Linked DNA regions of Homo sapiens: region 2 is linked to region 1. A link is an interaction called in ENCODE POLR2A ChIA-PET data of the cell type or tissue named here. Cell type or tissue: GM12878. All regions are shown on one strand. Links, peaks and the distances in the headings refer to the core of each region. The heading gives the core; the rest is flanking DNA. Region 1 overlaps POLH (DNA polymerase eta). Region 2 overlaps LOC105375070 (a long non-coding RNA gene).

Region 1 (4,388 bases), core at 243-4,242:
TTTGCATTGGAGTTGCAGAAATCCTTTTTGCAGCCCCACTCTTCAAACCCCCAGGTTGTTTCTGCCGTATCTCATCAAGGCAAAAGAAATCCCAAGAGCCCTTTGGCCTGCACTAATAAACGCCCCAGGCCTGAGGGCATGCAAACATTGGAATCATTTTTTAAGCCATTAACACATTAGTGCTGCCCTCAGGCTTGCCTGTAGGATTTAATATTTTTTATCTTTACAGATCTTTATCTTTAATATTTTATCTTTACAGATTTCCCTGAGAAAGGGAATTATGAAATTTTTAATACAAAAAATAATCCATTTAGGTGCTGAGTTACGGTCCCATCTCTTCACAGGCATGGATTCTAATCCCACTGCTGACAGAGATGTAAAAATTCATCCTACCAGAGTTTTTAATCTTTAGCATTTAGGGAGGCAGTGTCATAAAGTAAAAAGTGTGTGGGCCTTGGAGTCTAAGAGACGTGGTTGCAAACTTAGCTCTGGTTATTGCAATGAGGGCCTTGAACAAGTCATTTTCTTCACATTCTCATCTGTAAAATGGAGATAATACCTTACAGATTATTGCAGATTAATAACAATGTATTCAAATTATGTAACTCGGCCGGGTACAATGGCTCACGCCTGTAATCCTAACACTTTGGGAGGCCGAGGCAGACAGATCACCTGAGGTCAGGAGTTTGAGACCAGCCTGGCCAACATGGCAAAACCATCTCTACTAAAAATAGAAAAATTAGCCAGGCACGTTCCAGGCACCTGTGATCCCAGCTACTTAGAGGCTGAGGCAGAAGAATTGCTTTAACCTTGGAGGCGGAGGTTGCATTGAGCTGAGATCATGCTAGTGCGCTCCAGCCTGGGCAACAGAGCGAGACTTCATCTCAGAAAATAAAAAATAGGGGCCAGGCACAGTGGCTCATACCTGTAATGCCAGCACTTTGGGAGGCCAAGGCGGGCAGATCACGAGGTCAGGAGTTTCAGACCAATATGGTGAAACCCCATCTCTACTAAAATTACAAAAAAAATTATCCAGGCGTGGTGGTGCACGCCTGTAATCCCAGCTACTCAGGAGGCTAAGGCAGGAGAATCACTTGAACCCAGGAGGCAGAGGTTGGAGTGAGCTGAGATCGCGCCACCGCACTCCAGCCTGGGCAACAGAGCGAGACTCCATCTCAAACAAAAACAAGAACAAAAACAAACATAAAGTTGGCACAGAAAAGGGACCAAGTTTAAAAAAGGGTTTTAAATGTAATGAGACTTGCATAGTTAAAAAAAAAAAAGGGATTATTTTTATTTTTATTTTTTATTTTTGAGACGGAGTCTCCCTCTGTCGTCAGGCTAGAATGCAGTGGTGCGTTCTCAGCTCACCGCAACCTCCGTCTCCTGGGTTCAAGCAATTCTCCTGCCTCAGCCTCCCAAGTAGCTGGGACTACAGGCACGTGCTACCACACTCAGCTAATTTTTGTATTTTTAATAGAGATGAGGTTTCACCATGTTGGCCAGGATGGTCTCGATTGCTTGACCTCATGATCCGCCTGCCTCGACCTCCCAAAGTTGCTGGGATTACAGATGTTAGCCACCGATCCTGGCCCCCCCAAAAAAAGGATTTTAAGAAAAACTTCTCTTGGCCGGGCGCAGTGGCTCACGCCTGCAATCCCAGCACTTTGGGAGGCCGAGGCGGGCGGATCACAAGGTCAGGAGATCGAGACCACGGTGAAACCCCGTCTCTACTAAAAAATACAAAAAAAAATTAGCCGGGTGCGGTGGCAGGCGCCTGTAGTCCCAGCTACTCGGGAGGCTGAGGCAGGAGAATGGTGTGAACCCGGGAGGCGGAGCTTGCAGTGAGCCGAGAGCGCGCCACTGCACTCCAGCCTGGGTGACAGAGCGAGACTCCGTCTCAAAAAAAAAAAAAAAAGAAAAACTTCTCTTTAGGCTGGGTGCGGTTCCTCATGCCTATAATCCCAGCATTTAGGGAGGCTGAGGTGAGTGGATTGCAGGAGCTCAGGAGTTCGAGACCAGCCTGGGCAAGGTGGCAAAACCCCGTCTCTACTAAAAAAAATTAGCTGGGCTTGGTGGCAGGCGCCTGTAATCCCAGGTACTCGGGAGACTGAGGCAGGAGAATTGCTTGAACCTGGAAGGTGGAGGTTGCAGTGAGTTGAGATCACACCAATGCACTCCAGCCAGGGTGAGAGTGAGAGACTGTCTCAAAAAAAAAAAAAACAAAAGAAAAACTTCTCTCTAGCTCTGTGACGGGCAGTTCAGATAATACCTTCACCAGATTTACCTGTTTTCAGCTGAAGAATGTGAGATGAAGCCTTGAAACCCTAAAAGTGATATGGTAACTAGGGCAGGTCTTTCTGTACATAAAAGTGACTTAATAAACAGTGAATTTCATACAGGTAAACCCTATTATACCCTCAGTTCTAACCATTGGCCTATCTCTTGCGTTTTGTTCTAATGTAGAATTAGATTGCTACTTGACTAGTTCAGGAACTCTGTTTAGATCTGATAAGTCATAATCAAATCTTGCCAGGCGTGGTGGTTTATGCCTGTTATCCCAGCACTTTGGGAGGCCAAGGCAGGTGGACCACGTGAAGTCAGGAGTTCAAGACAAGCATGGCCAACATGGCGAAACCCTGTATCTACTAAAAATACAAAAATTAGCCGGGCATGGTGGTGGGTGCGTGTAATCCCAGCTAGTTGGGAGGCTGAGGCAGGAGAATCACTTGAACCTGGGAGGCAGAGGTTGCAGTGAGCCGAGATTTCCACTGCATTCCAGCCTGGGCGATAGAGTAACTCTGTCTCAAAAAAACCCACTAGATCATCTCTAGAACATTGCTACTCCCAAGTATGATTTGAGGAACAGCAGCCTCAGTATCACCAGGGAACTTATTAGAAATAGTCTCAGCCTCACCACTATTCCCACTTAATTGTAATCTGATATTAACAAGATTTCCCAATGTGGGTCAGGTGTGGTGGCTCATGCCTGTAATCCCACACTTTGGGAGGCCAAGGTGGGCGGATCACTTGAGGCTGGGAGTTTGAGACCAGGCTGGCCAACATGGGGAAAACCCATCTCTACAAAAAATAACAAAAATTAGGTGTGTGTGGTGACGCATGCGTGTAATCCCAGCTACTTAGGAGGCTGAGGCAGGAGAATCACTTGAATCTGGGAGGCAGAGGTTGTAGTGAGCTGAGATTGTGCCACTGCACTCCAGTCTGGGCAACAGAGTGACACTGTTTAAAAAAAAAAAAATTCCCAATGTGGGCCGGGTGCAGTGGCTCATGCCTGTAATCCCAGCACTTTGGGAGGCTGAGGTGGGTGTATCACGAGGTCAAGAGATCAAGGCCATCCTGGCCAACATGGTGAAACCCCGTCTCTACTGAAAATACAACTGGGCGTGGTGGTGCACGCCTGTAGTCCCAGCTACTTGGGAGGCTGAGGCAGAAGAATTGCTTGACCTGGGAGGCGGAGCTTGCAGTGAGCCCAGATCGTGCCACTGCACTGCACCCTGGCGACACAGCAAGACTGTCTCAAAAAAAAAAAAATTCCCAATGTGTATCTTAAAGTTTGAGAAATGCTGATCTAAAAGATACTAATGACCAGGTGTGTAGAGGACATTTTCTTAAGCCCTTAAGTACAAATTTAAGAGGTAAGTGCTTCAGCCATTAGGGTTACTGGCTTGTTCATCTTTCCCACTGAGTGTAAATATTTAGCTTAGGGTTTAAAATTTGTTATGTAGCTTTTTGCACTTGTCCATGTTTATACTACTGTATTATTATTATTTTTTTTTGAGATGGAGTCTCGCTGTGTAGCCAGGCTGGAGTGCAGTGGTGCAATCTTGGCTCACTGCAACCTCCGTCTCTCGGGTTCAAGCAATTCTCCTGCCTCAGCTTCCCGAATAGCTGAGACTACAAGCGTGCACCACCATGCCCAGCTAATTTTTGTATTTTTAGTAGAGACAGGTTTTCACCATGTTGGCCAGGCTGGTCTCTATCTAGACCTCGTGATCCATCCGCCTCGGCCTCCCAAAGTGCTGGGATTATAGGCATGAGCCACCACGCCCAGCCTATAGTACTGTATTCTTATTCTCCACTCTTGTGTGTGAAAAGTCAGCTCTTTTGGCTTTTCTGTTATGGGGAAACTTGAATTACACAGGGAACCCAACTGAAGAAAATGAACTGAAGTAGGTGGCGCTGGGTGAAGTGGGCCCAGAGAATGGTGTACACATCCCTCCCATACATATACCCAAACTTCTATTTTTTTATGTGACGGAGTTTCTCTCATCGCCCCGGCTGGAATGCAATGGCACGATCTCGGCTCACTGCAACCTCCGCCTCCCGGGTTCAAGCGATTCTCCTGCATCAGCCTCCTGAGTAGCTGG
Region 2 (4,388 bases), core at 194-4,193, 270 kb after region 1:
GTTTCAGGTGGTCCCTTAATAGGAACCATCTTATTGAAAGCTCTCAACAAGTCTGTGAGGCTGCTGCTCAGGGGTCTTCTTTTCACATGTGAGGACTCAAGCTCAGAGAGGCCAAGTTTCAGGCCCTAAGTCCCACAGTTCCCATCTGGTTTTCCTGCTCCATCTTTGCCTCCTCAGTCTACTCCCAGCACAGTAGAGTGAGCCTGGTGGGACATGGTCTGCCCTCCTTCCAGGCTCTGTAGTGGCTGCTGTTCGCTCCGGGTAAAAGCCCAAGGCCTCTCAAAGTCCCCCGTGCCTTTGCCAATCTGGTTTCCCATGCCCTGATCTTGTCTCCTGCCACCCTCTCCTCACTCAGCCCCACTCTGGCTCCGAGGCTGCCTCTCTGCTGTCTGTAAAACATCCCACACTTTCTCCACATCCTCTCCAGCACCTATTGTTTCCTGACTTTTTAATGATCGCCATTCTAACTGGTGTGAGATGGTATCTCATTGTGGTGTGGAGAAATAGGAACACTTTTAAACTGTTGGTGGGACTGTAAACAAGTTCAACCATTGTGGAAGACAGTGTGGCAATTCCTCAAGGATCTAGAACAGAAATACCATTTGACCCAGTGATCCTATTACTGGGTATATACCCAAAGGATTATAAATCATGCTACCATAAAGACACATGCACACGTATGTTTATTGCAGCACTATTCACAATAGCAAAGACTTGGAGCCAATCCAAATGTCCATCAATGATAGACTGGATTAAGAAAATGTGGCACATATACAATGTGGAATACTATGCAGCCATAAAAAAGGATGAATTCATGTCCTTTGTAGGGACATCGATGGAGCTGGAAACCATCATTCTGAGCAAACTATTGCAAGGACAGAAAACCAAACACCACATGCTCTCATTCATAGGTGGGTACTGAACAATGAGAACACTTGGACACAGGATGGGGAACATCACACACCGGGGCCTGTCGAGGGGTTGGGGGAGTGGGGAGGGATAGCATTAGGAGAAATACCTAATGTAAATGACCAGTTAATGGGCGCAGCACACCAACATGGCACATATATACATATATAACAAACCTGCATGTTGTGCACATGTACCCTAGAACTTAAAGTATATATATAAAAAAAAAATCCCACACTCGCTCCTGCCTCCAGGCCCTTGTGTTGGCTGCTGTCTGCCTGAAAGGCTCTTCCCCAGATGCCTGTGTGGCTCTGGCCTTACTTGCTTCAGGTCTCTGGCCGAGTGTCACCTCCTGAGCCACCCAGCTGGTTCTTCACTCTCTGTTCTCTTCACTCTGTATAGCGTGTGTGTGTGTGCGTGTGTGTGCATGCGTGCATGTGTGTGCATGTATTACCTGTATCCCTTCATTAAAAGGTAAGCCCCACCAGGGCAGCTACTTTGCCTCTTGTGCGTTGCTAGATCAGGTCCCAGATCAGTGTGACAGGCTGCTCAATAAATATGCGCTGAATGATTGAGCAGTGCCAAGACTTGAGCTCCAAAGCTCTAATCAGCAGGCATCCTGGGGCTGGGGGAGGGTGACTGGCAAGGCCCTCTGGAGCCCTGGGATCTGCGGCTCTGTGCACACTTGCTTTTTCTCACAGCCTGAGGGAACTGAGAAGCACAGCCACCTTCAGGAGAGTTTGGCCCCAGGCACCTGCCTCATGTGCCCCAGTTCAGCTCAGCCTGGCCATGAGAAGGCCGCCTCAGGCTCTCTGTGCAGCCTCTTTCTTTGGGGGGTTTCATCCTTGGCTGGCTCACTCTCACTTCCTTCTTCTTGACTTTGAAGCCTGGGGGAAGCAACGTCCTTTTTCTCTTGGCCTGAGTTTCAACTCCAGAGGAACTTGGCAGACTCTGGCTGTTTCTCCAAACAGCCTACTGGATCCTCTGAACACTTGTTCACTCAGATCATACTTATTGAGCATCTTCTATGTGCCAGGCACACAGAGAACAGGAAGAGGGATGTGATTTCCAGCTCTCCATGTCACCACCGGTCCAACCTGGCCCGGGAGGCCATACAACAGACAACTAAAGCCAGAGGCACTTGGAGCCTGAGGCAGGGCCTCTGCCTCCCTTCCCCTTGCTCACCCTCCTTCTGAGAATGTGGGATTGGGAAAGGGAGAAATTTCCTCTCTCCCCTAAATTGCCTCTTGGGGAAGAGAGACAATTTCTGGGGCCAACAGAATGGAGAGCCAGCCTCGGGGTGGAGGGAGCTGAGTTGGGCGTTTAGTTTGAGGGAGATCTGCCAGGCCTCATCTTCTTCCTCAAACGCAGTTCTGAGAAAGCCTCCCTCCCCTGCCTGCCCCTGCTGCTGACCTCCCTTCTTCCCTGCCATGCCTGGTGCCTGCCCCAGCTGCTGACCTCCCTTCTTCCCTGCCATGCCTGGTGCCTGCCCAGGGCCCCTCCTCTGGAAATGCCTGGGGTCTGTGGCAGGGCTCTGGTTCTCCCCATCCAACCCATGTCTCCCCAGGGCTGCGATGGGCCACCTGTACTTGTGCTCTCAGAACCACACGCTGTCACCTGCCCCCATCCCCTGTATATACAGGCTTCCTCGTTCCAAGAACCCAGAGACATTAGACAGTTGTCCAGGTTTCTCCATGTCTTTGTTGGCCATTGGCAACACATCCTGGAAGGAGAAGAGAAATGAAGGCTTTTACCAGGCCAGCAAATCAGCGCTCACAAGTGTCCTGAGGAGGGATCTGAGGGAGGGGCAGCTACCAGGAACAGGTAAACACACAGAGTCGCAAGTCTGGTGGGGTCTGTACAGCAGGAGGTGGCATCTGACCCTGCTCATATCTCAAAAAGGCATCAGTAGTTGACCATGAGCTTCCTCTCTGACCCAAATCCTAGAAGGGCCCCTGAGTGGGTGGCAGCAGGTGGGACACGCAGGTCTCATCTCCTTCGGATTCAGTGCATCCCCCTTGTCGGCTCTGGGGACTCCTGCCCCCACTCCCTTCACTCCTTATTGCAGAACCGATGGGGCCCAGAACAGAGGTCTTGCTTTGGAGGGTCTGAGCTGGCCATGCAGCAGGTGAGCCTTGAGGGGGGACTCCTGGGACCCCTTGCTCCTCTGGACTCTCCTGTTGGGGGATAAGATCCAAGTTCCACGTGGCAGACTCGCCAAAGAATTTTCAAAGCCCCAGCCCCATCTGGTGGGCCTTCAGCATATGTGCTTCGAGCTGCCATTGTATTTTCCTTGGATGTTGGGGCTCCCCCACACCAAGATAAGCTCAAGGGCAGGACCTAGTGAGACTGACCTGTGTCCCCCAGGCCCAGGAGAGGGAGGCACACTCAGCAGCCAGGGCCTGGGTTCAAGTCCTACCTCCACCACTGTCTGTGTGACCTCAGTCATGTGACTTTGCCCTTCTGAGCCTCGATTTCCTTCTCTGTAAAATGGGCAGAACTGTAGGCCTATTTCATAGAACTGTGGTGAATTTAACTGGGAAGATGCATGTAAGACACTTATAACAGTGCCAGGCACCTAATACGTGCTCAATAAATATCACCTGTTGTATTCCTGTCACCTCTCAGCATTCCTTCCTGAGCTATGAAGGATTCTGGGATTGGGGATTGGGATTGGGGCTTGGGGCCAGCTGGGCTTCCTCCCGAAGATGGCCTGATCCTTTAGGAGACATGGGAGGAGAAGGGGGCCCTCGAGTTGCCTCCAGGCCCCTGGGGGTTGTGGCCAGTCTGGAAAGCCCCGACTCACCACACTGTTTGGATTGGGTTTCTATTCCCAACACCGGTGAGAGACCTGCTATTTATGGGCCCCCCATCCCACCCCCTGGGCGGCCAGACAGTGTGTGGGCTGGGGACCACATGGCTGGCAGCCCACTACCCCCACCCCACGTGGGTGCTGTGACCTGGGCACGTTTCACACGTTGGTTATCCCGCCGTCTCAGCAGTGGCTTTCCCAGCTCTGCCTGGCCACCCCAGGGAGGAGCAGAGATGGGGGGACAGGAGGGGTTGCCTGCCTCTTCATCCTGCACTCTGTCTTCTAACAGAGTATCTTTCAGGATGGTTGGGTTCCTGGGGGCAGCAGGGATGACACATGCCACCCCTTTCCATTTTCACTCTTACGATGACACATTTGTCATGTGGCGTCTAGTGTGGTTAAAACCATGGAGCCAGACTGCCTGGGTTCAAGTTCCACTTCAGCTGCTCATTAGGTGTGTCCTTGAGTGGGGACCCAAACCTCTTTGTGCCTCAGTTTCCTCAGTCAACTTAAGACAGAGCTCGTACTAGTACCTGCCTCATAGGGTCATCATGAGGTTAAAAGAATAGATACAGGTGAGCGCTTAGCACCAAGCTGAGCCATAGAAAACACGCAGACTCCACAGGACATTCTTCTCTCTGCAGGCTCTGATGCAAGGTGGCGACTG

What was found. Peaks named below come from ENCODE experiments on the same cell type or tissue, not always from the same donor. Only the 100,000 strongest peaks of a DNase experiment are listed, where the experiment ranks them.
Region 2: POLR2A ChIA-PET joins it to region 1 with 9 read pairs; 2 of 35 experiments call an interaction of 5 or more read pairs at or near these places.

What each region holds. Positions count from the first base shown.
Region 1 is chr6:43,614,378-43,618,765 of GRCh38, forward strand. POLH (DNA polymerase eta) reads left to right here. Exons shown (of 11, transcript NM_006502.3): 11 at 1-4,388. The coding sequence ends at 180. Among named protein-coding and RNA genes, the nearest start is that of GTPBP2, 13 kb to the right of the region's middle. In GM12878, for the core only: no CTCF peak of the experiment used is centred there; no DNase peak of the experiment used is centred there.
Region 2 is chr6:43,882,464-43,886,851 of GRCh38, forward strand. All of the region lies in intron 2 of LOC105375070 (a long non-coding RNA gene), which reads left to right. Among named protein-coding and RNA genes, the nearest start is that of LINC01512, 6.4 kb to the right of the region's middle. RefSeq lists an enhancer at 1,846-1,925. In GM12878, for the core only: no CTCF peak of the experiment used is centred there; DNase peaks (open chromatin) are centred at 1,413 and 1,768; H3K27ac peaks cover 336 bases.